Regions from separate parts of the Mus musculus genome. Here all the other regions are linked to region 5. A link is a loop called in an ENCODE intact Hi-C map of the cell type or tissue named here. Cell type or tissue: heart. All regions are shown on one strand. Region 1 overlaps Sobp (sine oculis binding protein). Region 2 holds the start of Bend3 (BEN domain containing 3). Region 3 holds the start of Gm5079 (predicted gene 5079). Region 4 overlaps Pdss2 (prenyl (solanesyl) diphosphate synthase, subunit 2). Region 5 holds the start of Pdss2 (prenyl (solanesyl) diphosphate synthase, subunit 2).

Evidence for each region. A loop is a pair of places that touch in the nucleus more often than their neighbours do. Peaks named below come from ENCODE experiments on the same cell type or tissue, not always from the same donor. Only the 100,000 strongest peaks of a DNase experiment are listed, where the experiment ranks them.
Region 1: a loop joins it to region 5, with 2.3 times the contacts of the local background. A loop is called at or near these places in 4 of 42 quality-filtered maps.
Region 2: it touches region 5 in a loop (6-fold over the local background); 6 of 42 quality-filtered maps call a loop at or near these places.
Region 3: it touches region 5 in a loop (2.4-fold over the local background); 2 of 42 quality-filtered maps call a loop at or near these places.
Region 4: a loop joins it to region 5, with 2.6 times the contacts of the local background. A loop is called at or near these places in 18 of 42 quality-filtered maps.

Annotation. Positions count from the first base shown.
Region 1 is chr10:43,004,379-43,009,378 of GRCm38, forward strand. It overlaps Sobp (sine oculis binding protein), which reads right to left. Exons shown (of 7, transcript NM_175407.3): 7 at 1-36. Among named protein-coding and RNA genes, the nearest start is that of Gm5079, 16 kb to the left of the region's middle. In heart, a CTCF peak has its summit at 2,377 (motif pointing right); DNase peaks (open chromatin) are centred at 1,483, 2,383 and 3,933.
Region 2 is chr10:43,477,365-43,482,364 of GRCm38, forward strand. It overlaps Bend3 (BEN domain containing 3), which reads left to right and starts at 1,776. Exons shown (of 4, transcript NM_199028.2): 1 at 1,776-2,008. In heart, a CTCF peak has its summit at 2,502 (motif pointing right); DNase peaks (open chromatin) are centred at 777, 1,217, 1,797, 2,547 and 1 weaker place; H3K4me3 peaks cover 3,638 bases; H3K27ac peaks cover 3,493 bases.
Region 3 is chr10:42,987,599-42,992,598 of GRCm38, forward strand. It overlaps Gm5079 (predicted gene 5079), which reads right to left and starts at 3,564. Exons shown (of 3, transcript NR_153349.1): 1 at 3,263-3,564. In heart, CTCF peaks have their summits at 108 (motif pointing left), 310 (motif pointing right) and 2,508 (motif pointing left); DNase peaks (open chromatin) are centred at 103 and 383.
Region 4 is chr10:43,376,456-43,381,455 of GRCm38, forward strand. All of the region lies in intron 4 of Pdss2 (prenyl (solanesyl) diphosphate synthase, subunit 2), which reads left to right. Among named protein-coding and RNA genes, the nearest start is that of Gm40631, 36 kb to the left of the region's middle. In heart, a CTCF peak has its summit at 2,043 (motif pointing left); no DNase peak of the experiment used is centred here.
Region 5 is chr10:43,219,380-43,224,379 of GRCm38, forward strand. Pdss2 (prenyl (solanesyl) diphosphate synthase, subunit 2) reads left to right here and starts at 2,107. Exons shown (of 8, transcript NM_027772.2): 1 at 2,107-2,681. The coding sequence starts at 2,383. In heart, a CTCF peak has its summit at 2,116; DNase peaks (open chromatin) are centred at 2,032 and 2,362; H3K4me3 peaks cover 2,564 bases; H3K27ac peaks cover 2,077 bases.

The DNA.
Region 1 (5,000 bases), 220 kb before region 5:
CTCTCTCCATGCAATGTACCCTGGGAGCGAGTGTTCCTGGGAAAAGATGAGAAGGATCCATGAGAATGCGCTGGACCAAATCTCTACCCAATCCGCCCACCTCCTCCCACCCTGTCTAGCTGCAGAGAACCGGTCAGAAGTGAGAGAGCTGCAGCTCTGGTGCCAGCTCACTCTAAGATGAATCCCAGAGCTGTGGACTCCGCGGCATGATTTCAGAGCGCTTCATTCAGTCTGCTCCGGATCAGGTCTGCCAGCTTTGTGTGAGGAACAGAAGCTCCAGCCCTCTCTGGAAAACCATAATGAGCGAGCGCGATGGGCCACGCCCTCCCCAAAGACCACAGCATCCTTTGCAACCAGCAACACAGTCTCCATATGACTACATGATTAACCAGGAGGAGGTCTTTTGAGTCACCCAGGGTCGCTCAAAAGCCAGACAAGGTCCTAGAGAGGTACGGGTCTCTAACCTCCACAGCAGCCCTTCCCGTATGAACGCTGGTGTTTGAGGTCTGAGAGACTCACTATTATCTGTCAAAGGCAAGCCACAGGCAGCTCTTCACATTGAAACAACGCAAGACCACAAGGTGGTCAGATAACAAATCACCCATGCATGGTGGACCTGAGCTGAGGGTCCAAACCGAACTTTCAAATTATTTCCGGCGGATGCTATCCCCACATGGCCTACACACTTGAGGCCCCACCTCTTTTTCCTTATGGGTTTCTGTTGTTTGCTACCAGGCCCCTCAGCAGAAGCACAGGCTCTTGAAGCGTCAGGCATTCCTGAGAGGCAACCAATTAGAAGTGCCCCCTGCAAACTGTGACATCCCCAGGGGTGGGGGTGGGGATGGGGGCTCTGGCCTGGGCCATCTAACTCTCTTCTCTACACTAGCTGTCTTGTTGGTCAGCAGTGTTCAACTCAATTTTGTCCAATGAACTAGTTAAGCAGCTGTCTTCCACTATGTCCCCAAGGAGTCCCTCTGCCGATAAATGTGGTTGTGAGAAACAGGAAAGGGTATGCTCTGCACTGGAGAGATGCTAAAACACAAGACTCAAAAACATCTTTACATCCCGTGAGATTATTCTTGGAATACGGAGCAAATAATTTTCGAGAGATGATACAATTTAGGAGTCACAGGGAACCCTAGAGATAAAATGTGACAATTTTACTTCATAGAAGGAGAAATGGAGGCCACGGAGCCCTGGAAACCATCTCAGAGTTTTTAGCAGAACAAGGTCAGCCAGCTACCGGGCGGACTCCACTGAAGCTCATGCCGTCCAAATCCTGGTGTTAATGGCAACGATAATAATCATCAGCCCAAACCAAGGCTTGAAATTCTCAGTGTGCAGGGGAGGAAATGCCTGAGTTCCCCAAATCACATCAAACCGCCAGGTCCGTGTGCAGTTAATATGTATATTAAGTAACCAAAGTGTAAATGCAAAAGGCCACAAATATGCAACAGGGCGGGGCTTGTGACATGGGCGGGGCTACCAGGCCATGGAAATCTCTTCTTCTGGCACAGGCAAGTTTGGATATGCGGAAGTTAATCTCTGAGTACAGCGTTTGCATCTCCTAGCCCCCTTTCTGTCTGGAGGATGAGAATCCCAAACAAACCCATCAAGAAATGGAGACACATTGGAGACCTCAAGAGATTGCAAAAGAGTTGAGCAATGAAACGTGGGTTAGAACACATGGGGTCACTTCTGGGGACACTGCATGGAGGCTAGGAAATATCCCCACCTCTGGGCCTGGGACCAAGAGTGACCACACGCTAGAGTTAGGAGGTGCGTTCGTGTGCGTGTGTCCACAGTCTTTCTTTTGAAAGGAAAAGAAAGAAGAGTGGTTTTTAACATTTCCTTCCAGTAACTGGGAGGCACTACCATTCTTGTTTCGACTATTGGTTCTGTGATGCATATAGCCTTTTCCTTTAATGCAATCACAACCCAAAAAGTGAAAGGAAAAAAAAGAGAGAGAAAAGAAGGAATCTCTCTCAAATAAGTGTCTTTGTATTCAAATCACCTTTGGACAAAGACCAAGTCTGCCCAGCGACAGCCTATGGAGGGAAAATGTCTAGGTTTTCATAAGAGACTGGGAAATCGGGCTTATAATGAGAGCCATTCTGGAACCTTAAGTACAGCATTTGCCATCCCAAACACTATAATAATCATTATTATTCTCTGGTATCTATTATTGTCTGGTAAATAATATGTGTTTTCCCCCCAAGTTCCAAAGGGTGCAGCTGCATGCGTTCTATTTTTTGCAGCCCTGGGCCTGCTGCTCTGCAAGCCTGCTTACATAGAGCTTATTTTAAGAGCGTGCAAAGGAGACTGTGCATGCCCTTCCTCTCCTCTCTTGGCACACTTGTGCACCTGGGACATCCCCAAAGGCCAGAGGGTGGCAGTCTCTTTCTGCTGGCAACTTTTGAAGCAGGGGTGGTATTACGAGATAGAATCCCTTGTTGGTGGCACAGGCTACAAGCCTGGTGTTAGGGCAAGAGAGCAAACATGGGCTCCACTCTCCCAGTTTCCAATGGTAAGTAACATACGGAAACTTCTAAAGTAGGGGAGAGATAGCCTTGGAGATTCAGAAAATGGTCGTGTCAGAAGCTAAGGAGCTTTGTCACACAGCAAAAATTCTGGTGGAAAACCTGTCCCCACTGTCTAACTGTGTACATAGAGGAGAAACTAAAAGAAACGGCAGAGGTATCCATATGCCCATCCCAGCTATCTCCACGTTCTCTGGGCCATGTTTCTCACTAGCTCTTCCCCAAGGCTTGATGAGGGAAGCCTGGGTGGTACTCTTTGCCATCTCTTATTCCCCTCAGGCTCCTTAGGGACTGTTGATGAAGGTCAGTATGGATAGTCTTGCAACTAGAGAGTAATCTGTTGTCACTCCATAAGGAAGGTGCCCTTTCTGGATCTTCAAGTCCAGAGCTTTAGAGTCACTTTTGCTCTGGACATGGGTACACACATACAAATGTGTGCACATACACTCCTGTGGCAGAGATTGCTGGAGTGCCTCTGAATGCAAAGGATTCTGGGAAAGTGCCCATACTTGTACCTCACACTTTAGGTTTTCTTTGAATGATGGCTTTTGTCTGAAAGCAGGATAACTCATCCGCGTCCCACACTGTGTGCTATTTCCCATATACAAAGCCTAGTAGTGCCATGATGCATGGTCTCTATGGCCAGCTGTCTTCAAATACCAGACATGCCTTCCCCTCTACCCAGCACTCTCACAGAATGACAGTTGCCCACTACAAAAGCTGAGACATACTCTGTCTACCTGGCAAGTTCACAGGGGAAGCAGTACTGAAAAGGTGATTTAATTGCCCATAGAACTTTCCAAAGGGTTAAGAGCAAAGTGGAGCCTCGACGCTGTTAAGTTCTTTTAATGCTAGTACCCTCAAAACACGACCATTCTCACATTTCCCTCTTCGATTTAAAGCCCAAGATGCATGCTACTGCATTTTAGAAAGTTCCCAGACAACCATTCCCAAAAGTGTGGACCAGGAAAAATAAAAGCTCTCATTTTAAACCCAACCATGCCCAGCTAGCCTTTCTGTGATGTGAGACACCATCTTTGACCAGAAGCATGCTAATTTAGTCTGTTATCCAAATTTTTACTTTTATTCCTTTTCTTAAATACCTCATAATTTTCGTAATCAAAACCTAGTAGGTGTGTCTTGCTCATTCATAAGGCAAGCTTCCTGTTGGCCGCCATATTTCTTCCCAGGTGTTTAAAACCCCATAGCATTGACTGTGATAGGCAAGAAATGTCCACTGCCAAGGCACCTTGCCTTTGCCCAATTATTCTGGCCCTAACCGAGATCCGCTCACTTGAATCCCGCTGCCCATCACTTATCAGAGTTAAATACAGCCATTACGTGCTGGCGGAGGCTTCGGTGTTTATCTGGGACAATAACGAGTCCCCGAGGACAGACTGCTCTCAGGTAGCAGCGGCTATTCTGGGACACTCACAAGGGTAAAGCCCTGCGGTCAATGAACAGAGCCGCCTGCAGCTGCTGATAAACTGTGAGCTTGATGCCAGATAGGGGTCCTTTACCCAGCTCATGCCAGGCAGGGCTACAGAGCCTGGGCAGGCTTTGTCACCTCCCATGTCAACTGTTGCTGTCTGAAGAATTTTGAAATGGCTTTTTACCAGGTTGGACATTTTTAATCTTTGAAATGGATGCCATCTCTTTTCTTCTATCTCACTGAGAGGGAATAACTGAAAGACAGCCCTTCTCCTGGAGGGCGTGTGATTGGAAGAGGAGGCTGTGCAGGGAAATACAAGGGTATATAGCACCTCTGGGTTATAACTCCATCACTCACCCTGTGCTTCTAATAAGCTACTGCTCACGTACTTTTAAAACCAAGTACACTGCATCTGTCTGTCTGTCTGTCTGTCTGCCTGTCTGACTATCTATCTATCTATCTATCTATCTATCTATCTATCTATCTATCTATCTATCTATCTATCTTCCTACCTACCTACCTACCTACCTACCTACCTAAGTTCCATTTTTCAGAAAGTCTCATATAACCCAAGCAGCCTCAGACTTGCTTTGTAGCCTCCTGCTTCCACCTCCCAGATTACAGGTGTTAATACCACAGCAAGTATTTTGGGTTTATTTTATTTAGGCACCCACTTCAATCAGAAACAAAGCTAACAACACATCCCGGATTTGATGATGTCACAGAGAAAACGATTTGCCAGGACGGTTAAGAAAATGAGCCACTTGGGATCTCCACCTTCCAGAACCGTAAGTCTGCAAGCCTCACCCCCTCACAGCGAGAGCTGGCCTCGTTCCTTCCTGTTCATTTCCTTGCTTTCTCTGCTTGACCAGTGATCAGGTACGTTATAACGTCTGAGCTGGAAGGAGCCCTAGAGATGGATACCATTTAACTCCTTCAATTTAGCAAATAAGAAATCAGAAATATTCTCTGATAAGAAAGAAAAAAGTGTGTCTTCAGGGCTAGAGAAATGGTTCGGGGTTAAGAGC
Region 2 (5,000 bases), 260 kb after region 5:
CCATTTTACATTCTTAAAGCAACGCAGCAGAGCGGTTTAAATGGAAAACGAGCTTAGATGCTAACTGTTCCCGACTCTTCTGGGAAATCCGACAAAACTAAACTAATGAAACGCAACGTCTCCTTTTATAATTCTAACTGTCACATTAAATTGAAGGTGAGGACAAAACTGCAGCATCTGTTAACGCAGCCGAGGGAAGAGTTGTGCTGCGCATGTCACTTAATGCACAAGTGCAGAAGTCAAGTTCCCTAACGAATCCAAGTGCTTCCACTTTGTCTCCAGGGAATGTATAAATTAACCATTCCCCCTCCCTTCCTCCCTCCTCCCTATTTTAAATGTAGATAGGGCGACCCTAGCCTTTTGAATTTGAAGGGCTGCTATCTCGGGCCCATTCTTTCCATCATCCTGTTTTGAATGACACTGAGCACGTATAGATTCTCTTATAAAAGCACCCCTAGGATGCTGGGCTCCTTTCTTCAAGCTGCTAGCTAATTTTGCATAGCAATTAGTACTGACTTCTCCAAGTCTGCAACCCAAACACCTCTCCAGAACGTTCCACAGTCCCTCCAAGGTCCAACTCTGCGCCATTAGATTTCAAACCAGAAGGCGAGGAACTTGCGTAATGATTAAATTCCCAATTTGTGTGAAGACACAATAATCTCTGACTACGCGTTAATTCCAACCTTAGGCCGCGACTGGGCAGCTAGGAGCCAGCATGTACGTCCTTTTAAAATCTATTCTACGTATTCACTGACCGCGCCGGGCCGGGCCACATGGTCCTCTCTCGCAGCCAGTCAGCTGTAGGCAGCAGATGGGATCATTTGCATTTTTCTTTTTAGACATTTTTTTTCCATCGGCAAATTAAAGGATTAAAAAAATTTTTTTTTCCGTTCTCATTGTTTACCAAAACCAGGCACGCAGCTTAAAAGTTGACTTGGGCTTTTCTTTTCCCTCCACCCCCACCCCAAGTCCCCGAAAGTTGGAGAACTGCGAGGGGTTGGTTTCTTATTTCTCAACTCCGACTCTGCAGTCCGGGAAACTAGGAGACGGTCGGTCTTAACTAACTCGGCGACTGGAGTCTCCCAGTTTTCCGCGCTGAGCCCCGTGGCTCTGAGTTGGTGGCATGAGGGTCCCCAAGCGCGTGCTTCGCTCCGCAGCCTCAAGCGGCAAAACTTGGGCTCTCGGAACTCAGGCTTTACGGGAGAGGGCGGCCACCCTGCCGGGGGAGTGGCCAGGGCTCCCCCAGAGCCCGGGGTCGCTCTCCAGTATACCCCCCCAACCACGAATCCATGCAGAACTGGAGGGGGGGCGCACCCCGAAGTCTTTGTGCCCGGCGTGGCACGGGAAGGTCCGTGCGATGGTGCGGCGCCACAGCCGAGCGCCCCAAAAGCGGGGGGCGCGGGCGGAAAAGACACGGCGCGTTGCCTCCCACCCCCACCCCCCGGGGTTAGAGAAAAAGTAGAGAAAGAGGCGCCGGGGCCACGCTCCAGCCCGGAGAGCACGTAGCCGAGAATGCCGCGGGGCGCTTTCCCGTGGGTGAGAGCCGCCCTGGTCCGCCGGCAGCCGGCGCGGGCCCACGTGGAGCCGCGCTGTGCAGGCCGAGCGCACCCGCCCCGCAGCGCGCCCCAGCTCCCCGCCGCGGTCGCTCACGCCCGAGCGCCGCCGCCGCCGCCGCCGCTGGTCCCGCGTGTGCCCCGCTGAGGGGGAGGGGCGGCGCGGTGGGGGCGGAGGGCTTGAGGTTCCACTGCAGCGGGGGCTCCTGTGTCCTTGTGCGGAAATGACACACGGAGTCCCGTCACGTCACGCGAGAGCGCAGCGCACGGACACACACAAAGAGAGGGGAAAATACACGGCGCCCGCCCGCCCGCCGCCCCCAGCCAGTCGGCGGGGCCGCCCCGGCCAGGCCCTGCGCGCTCGGCCCCCACTGCGGCCCGCGCGCCCGCCCCCCGCACGTGGCGCCCGAACTCGGCGCGGGTCCCGCTCCGCAAAGTAACAACTCTCGTCCCAGGTGAGTGTGGGCCCCGGTCGGGGCCGCCTGCGAGCGGCTCGCCGCCTCCGCGCGGGCTGGAAGGGGGAGCGGGCGCCCACGGGCTCGTCGCGCCCCATTGTGCCGCGCGCCCCTTTGTGCCCGCTCGGAACGCCGCGACTCCATGGCGTTCCGGGAGCACGCGCGCCGCGGCCAGGGAGGAGGAGGAGGGAGGGGAGGACGCACGGTGGAACGGTCCGCGCCGCCGCCGCCAGGCCGGCCCCACTCGCGCCGCGCGCCGGCTCTCCACCCCCGGCGGGCCGGCGATGGAGCGGCCGAGGGCCGCCGGGGAGCAACTGCGCGGCGCCGGAGCGCTCGCGTTCGACCGGCCTGTGGCGGCGATGGAGGGGTGTCAGAGGGAGCAGAAGGGCGGGGAGCCAGAGGCCGGAGAGCCGCCGCTCGGAGGGACGCTGCCCCGGGGAGGCAGCGGAGGGAGCGAGGCTGCCGGCGGCTGGGAGCGGGGTGCGGCGAGCCCCGCCGCCAGGGGGCGCGGCACCCTCCCGGGCCGTTCCACGGCGCTCCGTGGTTCCCGCTGCCCGGCTGGAGGCGGGTCCAGCGCGGCGCTCTGGGTGTGCACCCCAGCGAGCGCGAGGCCTTCCTGGCGGGCGGTGGAGCCGGGCCGGGGCGCTCGCCGCCCCTCGTGACTTGTGCCCGCCACGATCGACGTAATTTCCCACGCAGACTTGGCTCGGGCTGTGAGGCGCGGAGTTGTGAAGGCCTTGTGGGCTGGGACTCAACTCATCTGAGTTCTTTTTTTCTTTTTTTTTTAAGTTTGTCCTAAAGTAGAAGTTTGATCGCTCAGGTGGCCCGCTTGGGAGTATTTTGGAGGTGGAGGCCAACCAGAGATGCTCAGAATTAATGTTCACTGTTTGGAAGTCAGAGAACTTCCTTTTAGAAGTAACTTTTGAATGTTTTCCTACAAGTAACACGTCACTGAGTAGAGGGGAGGGTGCCAGAAATCTATAAAGACCCAGAAAACCCAGGCGAGTGGGGAACGTGTGGAAATGTCCCAGATAGAGGTTTTAGGTTTGTCTCTGTTTCGGTTCCATGCCTGCAGTTTTTCTCTTTTTGCGACTTTCCACTTTTAATTCATAGGTGTTTGGGTTTTGTTTTTAAGCTTCATTTTCGGTGTATGTGTTTTGACTGCATATATATGCGCCATATCCATGCCTGGTCTCCTAAGAGGTCAGAGGAGGGCATCGGATTTACAGATAGATGGTTGGGAGCAGCCACGTGGGTGATGGGAACACAACCCACGACCTCTGCAAGAGCCACAAGTGCTCTTAAACGCTGAGCCATCTCTCCAGCCCCTCGTTTTAGAGTTTCATGTGTAAACCTTACAGGACTTCAGCTTCCTCGAATACTGGGATTTAGCCAGGATTTTTTTGTTTTTTTGTTTTCCTTTTTTGAGACAGTCTCCTGTGGTCCCTGCTGGCCTCAGACTTTTTTGTTATATAGGCCTGCGTGATCCTGAACGCCTGTCAAGTTACAGGAGTTACATACTTGGGATTACAAGTATGTGCACTGCACCTAATTTTTGTGGTACTTGATCGAAATTACGACTTTAGTTACGGTAGGCAAACATTTTACCAACTAAGTTACATCCCCAGCCCTAAGAATTATTTTTGCATTTTTAAAAATCTAAACTTTTATATATATTCTCATGTGAGACCAAGACACACCAAGAACCACTTTGGGCTTTACTAGAGATGCCTTGTTTGTTTGTTTGTTTGTTTTAAGTCTACATTTCACTGTAGCTTTGAATGGCCTGGAGCCTGAGATTTAACAAGGCTGGCCTTGGAGATCCAGCTGCCTAAACCGACCAAATGCTAGGATTAAAGATCTGTCCCACCACACCTGGCATTTTGTTGTTGTTGTTTGGTCTTGATACCGAGTCCCTAAATTCTGTCCCGTCCTTGAATTGCTATGTAAACCAGGCTGGCCTCAAACTTAGAGATCTGACTGATCCTGCCTGTAGGGGGTGGAGGTGGGATGGGGGTGGGGGAAGGTATTAAAGGTGTCCACACCACCTGGCTTTTGTTGTTTTCTCAGACTGGGTCTCACTATGTATCCCATACTGGGATGGTCTTTTGGTTTCTCTGTAGACCAGGCTGCCCTAGAACTCAGGGATCCACCTACCTGCCATCTCCATCTCCGCTTTCTCCTATCAGTGTTGGAACCAAAAGAATGAACCACCATGACCATGTCAGAGATGCTGTTTTAGTGAAGTTAAACAGTAAAGTTAGCGTTCTTTCTCCACACACACAAGAAGTAAGACCAGTTAGCCACGAAGACAGAATACAGACTAGCCAGCATTCCAACCGTCTGTTAGAGATTGATAGGTTATCTGGGGACCCTTGGGGGCACCAAAGGTGGGGGCAGAATATTTAGGAACAGGAAAATTGGACTCAGCCCTGACAGAGGTTTGATTGGGTGAGGATTAAGCTCCTGTAGGAGACCCATCTACAGAACTGCCTAGAAATGCATTAGCACCTGTAATAATAATTTATACAAGAGACTAGGGAATGGCGTGTGTGTGTGTGTGTGTGTGTGTGTGTGTGTGTGTTAATTTTTATAAGTGAGACTATGCTTGCTATTCTAACCATTCTGTACCCACTATTGACATCTCTGTTTTAGAATTAGTTTTTGGAGTAGTAGAACTTTAGGACTCCTTGGTGTTTAGAGGGATATAGTCATGCTATCTTTTCTAGCCCTTGGCCAACCTGGAACTTGCTGTGCAAAACCAAGCTGGCATTCCTCTTGTCCCTACTTCCTTAGGGCAGGGATTATGGAAATGTGCTATCACGCCTATTTGGGTGGTGGTGGTTGTCCTCTGAGACAGGGTTGCAGGTGTTTAAACTGGCCTTGCACTCACTATATTGCCAAACCCAACCTTGAATCATCTTCCACACATGCACCCTGGTGTTGCATATGGAGCTCCGAGAACTGCTTACAGGAGTGAGTTCTGGAGAGT
Region 3 (5,000 bases), 230 kb before region 5:
AAGGTCAGACAGTGACCCCTCTCCATACACCCGAAGGTCCATGCATTGTGCTACCTTCTGGTCAGCCCACTGCTGACATCTTGTGGTGGAGAAACAGAGCCCTGTTCATTTCCTAGTTCATATCAAGCCAAGGGGCCAAACTGTTGGGAAACTGCCAGATACACCCTACCCCCAGCCCCTTCCAAGATCCCCTTGCAAAACCTGCAGCTGAATCCACAGTGCTAAGATTGTTGACAGCTGGTGACCCCACCCCAAATTCCTGTGGGCTTTGCTGAATTTCCTCTGGACTGGAGTTACCCAGCTCCTGCCAAGCCAGGGCAGCAGTCACACGCCCTCTAGGTGGCACCTGTTGTCCGAAGGAGGCGCTCACACATACAGCCCTCTCCAAAGAATGGACATCGGAAATAAGGATTTACCCTATACAAGTCGGCCTGAGCTAGACACTTCAGTGGTCGGTCTACTTGGGGACACTGTTTCTGCAGCCATGGGAAGTGAGTGGGCTAGAGAAGGAGGTCATAGGTCATGTGGCAAGTGGCCTTCGGTAAATGCTATTAAGGTAAATGACACTTTAAAGGCAGAAGTCACCAAGGGACTTGTTTGGTGGCAGCAAAGTAGCACTTGCAATTCTGAGGAGGCCCCCTAGTCAGAGGAAAGGGGCACCTGCTGTCTGAATAGAGGGTTCTGCTCAGCTCAGGCATCTGACGGCGGTGCCTTGCGGTTTTAAAATCTGGCGGGCAAGAATTTCAGCTCAAGGTACCTTTAATATTATTCTGAGTGGGGATCCCCAGCATGGCTGTGACTAATTAATTAACCTTGTAAGAATTCGGGGTGGGTCTATTGGAAAGCATCATTAGAGCCAGGGGTTCAGAAGCACGTTCCCACCCAGCAAATAAAATGTTCTAGATTTCTTACAGTGTGGACTGCAAACATTCTTATATCGTGAGCACATGGTCTTATTAAAGGGTGCAGAGTATTGTTGGTGGTCTGAGGCAAGGAGATGTGTACTTCCACCCGTTTGAACAATCACAAAACAAAGTGGCAAAGGGTCTAACTGGAACCTGTTGTGTAGTTCTCTCCGATCACGGACAGAGATCTTTGCTCCGAAGGAGCCTGAAGCTCTGCTTACAATGGATACAAAATAAACGGAAACGAGGGTAACGAGGATGGTGGAACCTTGCGCACCTCGTGAGCAGCACGTGACCAAGCCTTGGTCCCAGGGAAGGCGGAGCCCCGCCCTTACAGCCCAGCCAGCTCTGTAAGAGGAGAAGGCTACTCTGAGGACTAGCCTGCGGTTTTCATTTGATCCAAAAATGGATCCAAAGCTCTGGTAATCTCATCCTGTCCTTCCAAAGAAGTAAGAGGTCAGGTCCTCAGACAGGGAACGCCCAAGGGGTTCCTGGGCACGCACCACAGCAGGCCCGCAGGGAGGGCTCTGGAAGCCACAGGGCAGGGAGTACCCACAAAAGCTGACCCAGAGTTTGTGTCAGAAAATTACTTTCTTAATAACAGACTTTTAAAAACAAACATAATTTTCCTTCTTATTTCTGTCTCTTTTTCCTTTCCATTTTCTTGAAGCTGTTTCTTTGTTTCGCCTTTTGTTGGTTAGAGCTTACTGAGATAAGTCCCGCTTTGTATATAGCTCAGACTGGCATCATCGTGAGTTCCAGAACAGCGAGGTCTATGTAGAGAGAGATCTTGTCAGAAATAAATAAATTGAATAAGTAGCTAGGTGGGGTGGTGTTCTGTGAGTTAAAGGCCAGCCTGGCTTACATACTGAATTCCAGGACAGTCAGAGCTATGTAATAGAGAGACCCCTTCTTAGAAACAAAAGAAAACAACAACAACTGAGTTGATACACAAAGCCAGGTGCCCTGGTCTGTGATCCCAGCCCTAGAGAGGCTAGAACGGGGGCCTCTAAGCATGTCTCAGCCTGGGCTATACAAGAAGACTCTGTCTCAAAACAAGAGCAATAGAATTTAAATAATTATATGAAAAAAGAAAAGTAGGGGCCAGCGAGATTGGCTGAGCAGGTAAAGGCACTTGTCGCATAAGCCTGGTGACCAGAGTTCAATTCCTACAATCCACATAAAGGTGGAAGGAGCTGACTCATCAAAGGTGACCTCTGGCTTTTACACATACACTCTGACTTGTGTGCATGTGTTCACGCACTCCTAAATAAAAGAAAAAAAATAAAGTCATACACACATATTATATTTCAATTATTTTCCTACATTGCATTAGCATCTATGGTCTTTTATTATATCTGAATATGACATAATGGCATGTCACTGCACAATGTCCTCAGACAGCCTGAAATCCAACATGGTAGATACTCATCATGGCTAAAGTGCCGGGAATTTTAATATGATTAAACTTAGAAGTGTATCGCGTCTGGACTAGATGGTACAGCTATTCAGAGCATGAGGAGGATCCAGGTTTGAATTCTTAGAACCCTGTGGTGCCTCTCAACCCTCTGTAACCCAAGTCCAGGGTATCTGGTGCCCTCTTCTGGCTGCTGTAGGTACTGCATGTATGCAGTACAAAGACACATATGTAAGGAAACTGCCTCTTACATAAACTGAAAAGTGCATCCTATCTGTGTTGGTGTATTGTGACTAGCCCAGATGTTTCAGGAACTACTCTGCTAGCATTTGGAAATCATCGCCTGATTTAGAAGTCACTCGTGCCGTTGATGAATGTGCCAAGTTTCAACCTGCGCATTCAAGGTTTCCTTTTAACCCATACATTAACGTTTAAGGAGGCATTACTCAACATTTATGTCTGAGCCATACTCCATCACCGTTTGCAGCCAGGCACAGTTCCAAGAGCTCAGCAAAAATCAACAAGTTGCTTCAGGGAGAGCTGAATGGGCTCTGTGAAATTTAGAACAAAGAATGTTGGTATTTTATTATTATTTCTAAAAGCAAGCGCTATACATCCTGTATTATGGCAGTGTTTATAATACACACATGTGCACATGTCTATGTGTTTTGCCCCACAGAGGCCACAGTTGAGCATTTCCTTTTATCTGACTATAAACATTTAACATTATATTATTCGACATTATGTCAGAACCACATTCTTTCTCCCGCATTGTTTGCCAGGCACCCCTACATCCATGGAACACAGCTCATACCCACCAAAGCAGCAAATACTATGGTTGTTTAAATTGCCAAGAGGGGTGGGTGAAAGGAGCAAAGAATTGAGGGCCCGTGACACTGCCAGTCACATTTTATCTGCTACTGCTAAATGGTGAGTTTACCTGGTGTCAGCAGCGAGGGCACTGGGCGGTGTGAACAGTCCAGGAGGGCTTTCTGACTCTCAGATGTCATCGCATGTACACATAAGTAAGGAACCATCTTGAATGAAGGACGGCACCACAAGAGGATTTGACAATGGGAATGCACCCACCTAGGGACGTTTGCAATGTCATCTATGAGACGGAAGGTGGATCTGAAATGCTGGTATATTTTTTGATGGAGGTTGCTCGGCATGTAGGCAGCCAGGCAGAAAGGAGAAGACTCACCCAGAAAGGATGTCTTCCTAGCCAGGCCTCTTTGAGATGGCGCGACACCGTTCTGCCTGTTGCCATGGCAGTGAATACGATGCTGTAATGATGCTCCTTACTACTGCTGCCCTGAGGTCCCCAGCTCATGCCCCGCTCCTCTGCATCCAGCTTCTGCTACTCCATGAAGCAGCTCCAGCCCTGAATTCTCCCAGGAGGCAGGACACAGCTCTCCCACTGGCTTCATCACCCAAGTGGAGGCTGCAGCGTGCTGACCCACACATAATAGGAACCACTTCAGCGCTGAGAGCTCCTTGGTAGCCTCCTCGGTGTTGGGTAGAAAATGGTTAATCAGGGAGGGTCCTGAGCTCCCACATCTGATTAATTACACGGCACAGGAAGCATAGGGCTCGACTCTGCTCCATGGGGAAATCCATTTTCAATTCTGACCTCAATATGGAAGTTAGTCTTCTGGCCAAAAGCAGGGTACAACCTCCCAACCCTTGAAGCACAGCAAAATCCAGAGCCATGGGCAGAGCATCGCCTGGGACAGCGCAGGTATCCTGAGGGAGGATGTGTGTCTAAGAGGTGCCGGGAGGTGGCCCTATGCAGATCCCCACTGGGAAGCAGAGGACGAGCAGGAATGAGAGCCTGATGCCTGGTGGGGAGCAGGACTAGTGGACCCAGAGAAGGACAGCAGACACTGGGAGAGTCCAAGCCAGGCACGGCGGCGCAGCCTGCTAGTCGAAACTATCTAGGAAGCTGAGGGAGGGTGGCAGGTTCAAAGCTTGCCTGGACCACGTAGTAAAACTGTATCACAAAAATAAAATAAAATAACTCAAATTAAAAGAAGAAAGGGGTTACAAATCTGTGGTAGAGCATTTGTCTGCTGTGCATGATCTCCAGGCTCAGGGGGATAACAACCTTGGGGGGTTCAGGCATACCAGCCCACACCACCAGCAGTGTCACCAGCAAGGAGCATGGGGACAGAAGGTGCCTGGGAATAGTCCAGTGGGCTTTTGTTTTTCATTATAGTCTGTATTTTTATTTTGAGATGCTATTCTTTTAAGCCACACACATGGGGATTTTTTATTCAATTTTTCTTTTTTCTTTCTCCTTTTCTTTTCTTGAGTTCCAATTTGAAAAGCCCTACTGGAAATAGTTGTAGATTGATAACTGGACCAGAAAGACCCTGAAATCATTATGGTTAGACTTGGAATTCCATACTTACGGTGAGCAGCCCCTTCCCTTCCTATGCTATAGGGTGAGATCTTCGAAATATGTTTCCACCTAAGTGTGAGACACACGTTCACGTGTTCTTTTCTGACCCAACTAGGAAGCCCCAAGGCATTCACATCTAAGAGTACCCATGTAGGTTACAATGGTGATGGCGAGCTGAAGATGCAATGGTGACCTGAGGACGGGAGGCCATCGGCAGAGCAGCCACTCTTAAGGGGTTACCATGGAGACATGGAGACAAGATGCTGTTACTGGG
Region 4 (5,000 bases), 160 kb after region 5:
AAGATAGCTCTCTCTTGTGAGACTATGCCAGGGCCTAGCAAATACAGAAGTGGATGATCACAGTCAGCTATTGGATGGGTCACACGGCCCCCAATGCAGGAGCTAGAGATATTACCCAAGGAGCTAAAGGGAACTGCAACCCTATAGGTGGAACAACAATATGAACTAACCAGTACCCCAGAACTCTTGTCTCTAGCTGCATATGCATCAAAAGATGGCCTAGTCGGCCATCACTGCAAAGAGAGGCCCATTGGACTTGCCAACTTTAGATGCCCCAGTACAGGGGAACGCCAGGGCCAAAAAGGGGGAGTGGGTGGGTAGGGGATTGGGGGGGTGGGTATGGGGGACTTTTGGGATAGCATTGAAAATGTAAACGAGGAAAATACCTAATTAAAAAAATATATTAAAAAAAAAAAGATGGGGCTGAAGAGATGGCCCAGTGGTTAAAAGTGCTTGCAGCTCTTTCAGTTCCCATCTCACGACTGACTCATTTCAAGGAATCGGAGGCCCTCTGGCTTCCTGGGGCACCTGCATGCATGGCTCTTGTAGACACGTATCAATACACACAAATAACCAATTAATCTGAAAAGAAATGGGAGGAAAAGTTAAAAAAAAATGAACCAATTAAGTAGCGAACCGGTTTTTGAAGTGGTCACTCGCCATCTGTTTGCATGGCCAGCCAGCCCCGACTGCTTTATTACACATAGTCTCCAGTTCTCACACCACTTCCTTTTTATAGAAAGAAATAAAAGTTCTTCTTCAAAGTTCCCAACTATTCACAGATTTAAAAGCAAGCTGCTGTCCGCAATAATTCACATGCAGTCGGTGGAATTCTGTAAGCCTTACCTTGTGTAGTAGTGATGCAAAGGGGAATCGTGCCACTCCTACACCTAAGTAAACTACTACAAAGGCTAACTCAAATGGTCTTCATCCTTTTCATGATAGGGTTCTGTGGTTTTAAGGTGAATGCCAAGACTAGAACCTTTGTTCATAGATTACAGATTGCATACTGCCAGAATACATTTCTGTATTACATTTCCAGAAGCTCACACACCAAAAACATGACTCTTTTATATACACATGTGCTTTTTATATATAACAGTGTAAAAATAATAATTAGAGGAGAGGTCGTGAGTTTGAGAGGGACTGGGAGAGTTGCGTGGAGGACATGGGAGGGGTGGAAATGATGTAAATATAGGACTTATGTATGCAATTCTCAAAACTTTTTAATTAACTAGTTAATATTAGGATACACTCTTCTGTCTTTAGCAAAACCTGCTTGTGAAGTTGGGCTCAGGATCCATTGGGATCCTGGAGTTTAGGAGCTCTGCCTCCACTCTGAGATAAACCAGTTCACAGTGCCTTTACTGCTCCTGCAGCAGGTTTATGCTGAACACCTGATTCTCTGGGAATCTGGAAGTTTCTTGCATTCTAGGCAGAGAGCCCATAGGAGCAGCCCTGAGAACAACCTGAGCCTGAGTCTCCAGGGACACTGACCACACTTCATGCGCAGCTCACACTTATTGTTAGAGTGCTAAGCATGCCTTGTGGCTCTGCTGGGAGGTTCTATTGAAATGCTTCTGGACTCCAGCCACAGAGACCCCTTCCCTTGACTGCTTTTTCTCTGTGTCCTTTCACTCGTGTGTGTGTGTGTGTGTGTGTGTGTGTGTGTGTGTAAAATTTTTTTGAGACAAGGTCTCATTGTTTAGCCTGGCTGTCCTGAAACTTGATATGTAAATCACACTGGCCTTGAACTCACAGAGATCTGCATGTCTCTGCTTCCCCTGAGCTATGATTAAAGGCATGTGCTACCACACATGGCCATTAAACTGTGATTTGACCCTATACTCTGCACACTGATTCTTCCTAATATCATTAGACCTGAGGAACGAGAGAGAGAGAGAGAGGGAGAGAGAGCGAGCTTAGTGGTTCAGAACACTGACTGCCCCTCAGATGACTCTGGTTTGAGTCCTGGTATGTACGTGGGGGTTCATGACCATCTATGATGCCTGTCACAGAGAATAGATCGCCCTCTTCTGGTCTTCCCTGGCATTGCAGTGAAGTGGTGTATGTGGTGCACAGACAAAACCCCTGTATAAAAGTAAACATTCTTTAAAAAAAATTTAAAGGGGCTGGAGAGAAGGCTCAGGGGTTAAGAGCACTGACTGCTCTTCCAAAAGTCCCGAGTTCAAATCCCAGCAACCACATGGTGACTCACAACCATCTGTAATGAGATCTGACACCCTCTTCTGGTGTGTCTGAAGACACTACAGTGTACTTACATATAATAAATAAATAAATCTTTTAACAAAAAAAAAAAGTTTAAAATTGGGCTAGTGGGTTGGGGTTTTCTAAGATTATATCTGTTTGTTCTAACCTAACTTAGGGAGCTAAGCACATCCACAGTCCTTTGTAAAGTCAGGCCTCTGACTCAGGTTGGTCCTGAGAAGAGGAACAGGCACAGCTCCCCTGTCTTCATGCAGGCCCTGCTCGTGGTTGCTTGGCCCCAAACCAAAAGTAAGAGAGCTTAATCTAGCGCTCCGGAGAAAGACCTAGTTAATTAACAGTCACTGAAGTTGCAAAGGTCTAGTTGCGTTTCTAAGCACAGTTAATGCTTGACATATTAGCCATGTGTTTTATAGGACAAGATAAGTCTTATTCTCTTATTTGTCTTATGTTTGTACTTCTCTTCCTTTGGCTCTTAGCTTTCAAGTCAAGTACAAAAATAAGACAATTGAGTCTTAGAAATCATAGGCGTGCGCTCCCTCGCATGCTTGCTCTACGCGCCTGCAGAGCTGTGGGCCCTGTCTAAGGCGTGAGAGTAAGATGACTGTGTTTATGGAGGAAATGACAGGCGAGAAATGTAAACCAGGCATCTAGTGGGGAAATCAGAAAAGCCTCCAGGGAGGACCTGCTGTTTGCGATAGACCTTAAAGGGTGGAAGGAAGTGCACAGAACGGAAGACTGTCTGCAGAAGGAGCCGCTCCATGAAAGGAAGCATAGGCTAGGTGCTGGGCTCACACCACTCCAGAGGCAGGGGCCAGCCAGGGCTACACAGAGTGACCCTGCCCTTAAAACAAACAAATACAAATCCAAAAAGACCCTGCAGGGATGGTTCATGGGAAGGGTAGAAGATCTGTAGTGCCGGGATGTAGAACTGAAGTCATGTGTACAAACTGAAGGTGGGTAATCAGGGGATTCCTACAGAGTCGAGTCAAAAGGGGTCCTGAGGGTGGTCCATGGAAGGGAGTCGCTCGCTGGGTTTGCTCCGAGTGCATACGCTTGCCCTCATTGGCATTTGTAGCCCTGCCAGGAGCACCTTTCAGAAACCACATCTCCATACCCGGTTGGGAATATTTTAATAGCTATCCTGCTTAATTATTTTTATCTTAATCAAAAGTGTTACCATCTGGTGGAGTTTTGTTGTTGTTGTTGTTATTGTTGCTTTCTTTTTTTTTTTTTTATCATCCTTACCAACTTTAAGTCTCTTCCTACAAGAATATAAGTACCGCTGTGTTTCTAGTCCAAATCAGTACCTGGCATGCCAGTAGTAGCCCCAGCCACCTGTTGCTAAGTTAATAATTTAGAAAGCCCCAGAGTGATGGTAATGGAAGATTTTTGTCATCTTTTTGGGAAGGACTGTTAATATACAATAAATTGGAAATATTTAACGTATACTATGTGATGTCCAGACATATACAAGGACCAGAGAAATTATCACAGTGAAATTGATAAGCATCTATCGCCCCAATGATTTCTTCTTTCGTACTCCTCCCTCCTGTACCTTCTGCTGTGAGCCTTAGGCAATCCGTCATCACTATCAATTAGTTTGCATTTTTGTAAAACTTTATATAAATGGATCTAGAAATATCAACCCTTTGACTGGGGTCTTTGAACAGTTACTTTCAAATTTATCCATACTACAAATCTGAGTAGTTCATTTCTGCTCAATGGTATTCAGTTGCAAGCATCTAACACAGTCTGTGATCCACCTATTGGGGAAAATTTGAGATGTTTTCAGTGCTAAAGTATTCCAGATGAAGCTATTGAGAGCATTCATGTGTAAAGTCTATATAAAAATGGACTTTCATTTCTCCTGGGTTTACCTAGGAATAACCAGGTTGCTATCTGTGTGACATACAATGGGTCTGTCGTGCTCTGTGCTGGCTAGTTTCCATCAGCTTGACCAGGCTAGAGTCACTGTGGAAGAGAAAACTCCAGTTAAGAAAACATTTCCACCAGATGGGCCTGTACAGGTGAACTTTCTTGATTGATGATTGATAGGGGAGGACCCTGCTTACTATAGGCGGTGCCTCCACTGGGCTGGTGGCCCTGGCTGCTGTAGGAAAGCAGGCTGAGCAAGCAATGGGGAGCAAGTCAGTAAGCAGCATTTCTCCATGGCCTCTGCATCAACTCCTACCTCCAGGTTCCTCTCCTGACTTCTCTCAGTAATGGACTGTTGCCTGAAGATGTAAATGAAAGTTCCTTTGCCCTGCAAGTTGCTTTGGTCATGGTGTTTTAGCACAGCAATGGAAGCCCTAAGACAAGCTTTCGCCTCCACTTTACATTCTGTCAGCTGGGTATGAGAATTCTGGTTGTCCCACGCCTTATTAAAACTTAATTTGATCAAGTATTTAGAGTTTTAGCCACTCTAAAATATAATATTGGCCTATTTTGCAGTTTTAGCTCATTGTGGTTTTTGCTGATAATTCCCTAGTAAATAACAGTGCAGAGCATCCTGCATCTTTTCATGTTTATTTGCTATTTAATATCCTTTAGCAATGTTATAGTATCCTTTATAATATCTTTTTTTTTTCCTTTTTTCTCCACTTCCCTATCTCCTCTTCCCAATCTCTCTGGCCCATAGGTTTTTTTGTTTGTTTGTTTTTTGGTTTCTCATTAAGGATGGTTGTCAGCCACCATGTGGTTGCTGGGATTTGAACTCATGACCTCTGGAAGAACAGTCAGTGCTCTTAACTGCTGAGCCATCTCTCCAGCCC
Region 5 (5,000 bases):
ACTAAAGAACAAATATCATTTTAATTTTCCAAAACTGATTACCACTAGATACAATGCAACCTTTTAACTGTTAAGTATAAAGGAAAGTGCTGGTTATTTAAAGTAAATGGGAGCAGAAGTCCCATGAATAATCAAAAACGTGGCTAACAGACCAAGACCAGAGAATAATGCACTTGGCTTTTGTGAAGAAATTAAAGTACATACTGTGAATTTTCATTAAAGCAAATGTGTGAAAAGTTACTCTTAAGGTACCATGATCTTGAAGAAGCAGCCTCAGATGCTCGATATATTACACTCAGTCTCTCTCTTTCTCTGGATTTTTCTGACTTCCTTCTCCTTGGACAACCCAGCTTAGGTCTTAGAACTCTTTAGAATGATAAAATATTTCACCTTTTACATTTATTTTTACATAGTAGTATACTTGGATTTTATTGCTAGGAATCTTACATAGGAACTCCCTTATGGGGAGACTGTTTTTAAATATAATTCACCTTTAATTAATATGCTGTTTTATCTATGGAGCCCTCACTCTGGAGCCCTGGCTAGCCTAGAACTGGCTATGTAGACCAGGCTGCTCTTGAACCTAGAGATCCTTCTGCCTCTGCCTCCTGAGTGCTTGTAAGCACCACCATTCCTGGCTCAAAAACAGAATCTTTAAATCACAGGAGACTTGGCACTCAAAGGGAGTTTGCCGCTAAACCTTCTGTGGCTAAAAGCATCTTGTGTGAACAATTTCTCTTTGTTTTTCTAGTTCATTTACATAATGTGAGCTTAAAAAATACCAACTATGAATTTTGAAAGCTCACATGAATTTTAAAAACCATTCCTGAGTGTAAAATGTAGGTAACAAGTCGTTTATTATTTTTATATTACTGATCTTAATGTTACTTTTTTCTTCCCAAGGGATTGAATTTAAGGTTTTGTAATTTTTAATTTTTTTATGATTAACAAGGACTTCAACACTTGTTTTGTCTAATTAGAAAGGGCAAGATGCTAGACGTGCTTGAATAGGTGGCACCCGAAGAGCAGAGTGGCCCTCTGGCCCTCGTCTGTAATCCCAGGACTTGAGAGGTGGATGGGGTCAAGAAGTTACAGGTCAGTTTGCTACACAGTAAGAAGTCTCAGGCCACTGTGGCCTAGGGGAAAAAAAAAACGTTCCATCCAACACTGAAAGCGTCGTCACACTGACAATTTTACTTTAGCAATGAGAAAGAATTTTTGGTAACATATTACTTAATGTTGTGGTTAAGAGTATGTATTCAAATAACCAAATTGTTAGGTCGGGTATGTGGTTCCGAAGTAGAGCACTAGCCTAGCATTACTGCATGAGGCCTGGCCTCTATCCCTAGTACCCAAAGGAGAGGAGAAAAAAAGATACCAGATCCTCTAGGTTCACATTTTGCTTAATGTGACCATAACAACTTACAATTTGGCTGTGCCTCATTCCGTTCCCCCCCATCCCCCCTAAAATCCGGGGAATAGTATTATCTTTAAAACTCAACAAAAGATTAAGTGAGCTAATATGTGAAATGCACTCATGCCAGTGAATTTTCAGTCCCGGAGCAAGCGACGTTTCATTCCATTCTCACAGCATCCTTATTTTCTGGATTTTTCACAGAAATCCTGGCACTTCGGCCAGGAAGCTGAGGGAAGCAGGGCTCAGCCTCACCGATCCACTTGCGTTCCAGCTCTGGGGGGGCCGCGGAGGAGACGTCGTCGCCCAGCTAGCGGGGCCGCCCTCCCGGGTCCGCGGCCCCCACCAAGGGCCTAAGGCGCCCAGGAGCAAAAGGCTTCCGGACGAGCCTGCGCCACGGGCCTACGATCTCGCCGCGGACCCACGATACAGACATTTATTTACATAAGCTTCACTCTGCGTTGGGCCGGGAGAAACGCTGCAGAGACCCCGAGAGCGCCTAGATCCAGGGCTAGCGGGGTGCCAAAGGGCGGACACCGACGTCCTGGGGCACAGGCTCCCTTCCATCTCTCGCCTTCCGGTCATCACTGAGGGTCCGCCCCTTAGTGGGGAGGTCCCAGCTGTGCCGTAAAGTAAAGAGCACTCTTTGCCGCTCATCAGCCCGCCCCTATCTTTACGGCAGGCCGCATTTCATGCCTCCAACATGGCGCCCCCCATGTAGGCACTGGCTGTGGTTACCAGCGCAGGTATCCAGTGCAGTTCTGAGCAGCCGCTGGGGTTACGCCAGTCTGCGCTGCAGAAGCAGCAAACGTTATTCCTGGTTACGGCTCCAGAAAGCCATACTTCTCTGAGGGTTTGGAATCGCCGTCTCCTGTTAGATTCTGAAAGTTTCTCCTCAGCCCTTGTTTGCTTCCCGTGTCATTTCTGGCCACCTTCCTCAGGTCCCCGACCCTCTCAGACTCAAAACTATGAGCCTCCGGCAGCTGCTGTTGCGCTTGTCCGGTTACCTCGGGGCTTCAGGTCCCCCCAGTCGCCACTGGTGGTACTTCAGATCCCTCGACAGCATCTCCTCGGCGGGCTCCTGGCGCGGGCGCTCCTCCAGGTCACCGGCCCATTGGAACCAGGTGGTGTCCGAGGCGGAGAAGATCGTGGGCTACCCCGCATCCTTCATGAGCCTGCGCTGCCTGCTGAGCGACGAGCTCAGCAATATCGCCATGCAGGTGCGGAAGCTGGTGGGGACGGGACACCCTCTGCTTACCACTGCCAGGTGAGCGACCCATGGTAACTCTGGGTCTGGCCAGTTCCTTGATTCTAACTTTCTTTTGAACTTTTAAGGTATTCTTTGGTGTCCCTTTAACATTCTTCTACTTGGCCCAGGATAAATGGTTTTCGTAAAAGAAAAACTTGAACGTGTTTTACAGTTTCTCTTCACTTTTAGAGATGCAGATGCTTCATGGCTTGTCAAGGTATCAGAGATGTATACTTATTTAGTCACAGTCAAGAAGTGGTATTTTAAAAATGGAATAGAGCCGGGCAATGGTGGTGCATGCCTTTAATCCCAGAGCTTGGGAGGCAAAGGCAGTGCGATCTCTGAGTTCAAGGCCAGCCTGGTCTACAGAGCAAGTTAAGCTGTTTACCTACAGAAAGATTAAGACAAGAGAGACAGGCAGAATAGACAGCTCCGGGCAGTGGTGGCGCACGCCTTTAATCCCAGCACTTGGGAGGCAGAGGCAGGCGGATTTCTGAGTTCGAGGACAGCCAGGGCTACACAGAGAAACCCTGTTTCAAAAAACAAACAAACAAAAAAACCCCCAAATATCCAGGTATTGGACTATCTAGATTGAAGTCAGTTTCCTCTGACGCTTTTACCACTTAATGCCAGACTAGTGTTAAACTTGTCACTAGGGTTTAAAAAAAAATTTATCACTTAAAAAACAACTCATACCTCATGTTTCGTAGTTTATTTCAAGCACACAGAAAAGTTATGAGAATAAAACTAGTACAAAGAGGATTAGGGGAGATGTCTTTGCCAAAGTACTTGTTGAACAAGTCCTACAACCTGGTTTGGATCGCCAGCAACAAAAGTGGAGGTTTTTCATACCAGTACTGAGGATGTGAAAACTGGAGATCTCTGCAGTGTGATGGACATTTCGTCTAGCTAAACCAGCAAATTCAGTGCTAAACAAGAAACTCCTTCTCAAACTCAAAAGTGAAAAAGCAAACAAGAGCTGGACAAAAAGATGGCAGGTGGGCTTATGAATGTTCAAAACCACTAGCCATAGGAGAATTGCAGATTTACATTACTATGAGATCTGTCACAAAGTTAAGAGGAATGAAATACAGATTTACAGAAGGACATCCTGGTGAAGAAACAGAAAAACTAAATTTGGCATGTATGTAAATCAGTATGGCCAATCTGGAAAATGGAAATTTCTTATAAGATTAAATTAAATAAGATTAAATTATACATCTTACCATCATACTCATAAACATTTATCCTAAAGAAATAATTAAAAAAAAAACACCTTGTCTATATCAGAATCTATACAGGGGTGTTTATAGTGTTGAAAGTTGGCTGTAAATTTGCCAAAGTCTTGACAGCAAAATGTTGATAATTAAGAGAATGATACTCAGCGTGGGTATTTGGGATAGCCCCAACCTGACCAACTCAAACGTCATTTATTGGTCAATGGTTGATCAAACTGTGATATATCCATAACCATAAAGCTCTATTTGGTGGAGCTGAAGAGATGTCTCAGTCATTAAATTGCCTACTGTGCAAGCTTGAGGGCCTGAGTTTAGATTCCAAGTACTGACAAAAAAGCTGGTTGCCAAGAAAGTGTGTGCAAGTGGGTTTTGTAGCCCAAGTATTAGGGTGCAATGTGGAAACAGGCTGTGCCTTTGAGCCCATTGGCCAGCCAGCCTACATAATTAATGAGTTCAATGAGAGACCTTGTCTCAAAATATAAGATGGAGCAAGATAAAGAAAATACTCTTGCCTCACATGTATACACACTTGTTAAAACCTGCATGTGTTCTCTCAAATACAAATGCAATTTGATTTTTTTTTTAAAAAAATTGATATCACTGTGTACACCTGAATGAGTCCTAAAGGGGTTATGCAAAGTGAAGAGTTTTTATCCTCCCCAAAATTAGGAGTTAACATGTGACTCGGCCATTCTTCCTCTAAGTATATTTCTAAAAGACTTGAAAACAGAGTCTCAGATAGTTATATATTTATGTTTCTAGTATTGTTTCCAATAGGCAGAAGGTAGAAGCTGATCATGTGTTCATTGGTGGGTAAATCTATTAATGAAATGTAGTATATGCATACATTGGAATGTATGTATTCAAATAACCAAATTGTTAGGTTGGGTATGTGGTTCCGAAGTAGAGCAAGGTGCATAGATCAGTTAAGGATGAATTTCTGCTCCTTGTTTGAGCAGGTGAAAGGCACCTGTCTTTTTTATGAGTCAGCTTGATTAATAACCAAATTGTAATAAATCTTCATTCATGCCATATGAAAGGATGGCGTGATGAATTTTAAGAACTCTGTTGCCAACAAGACTCATTGGCTATGTATAGT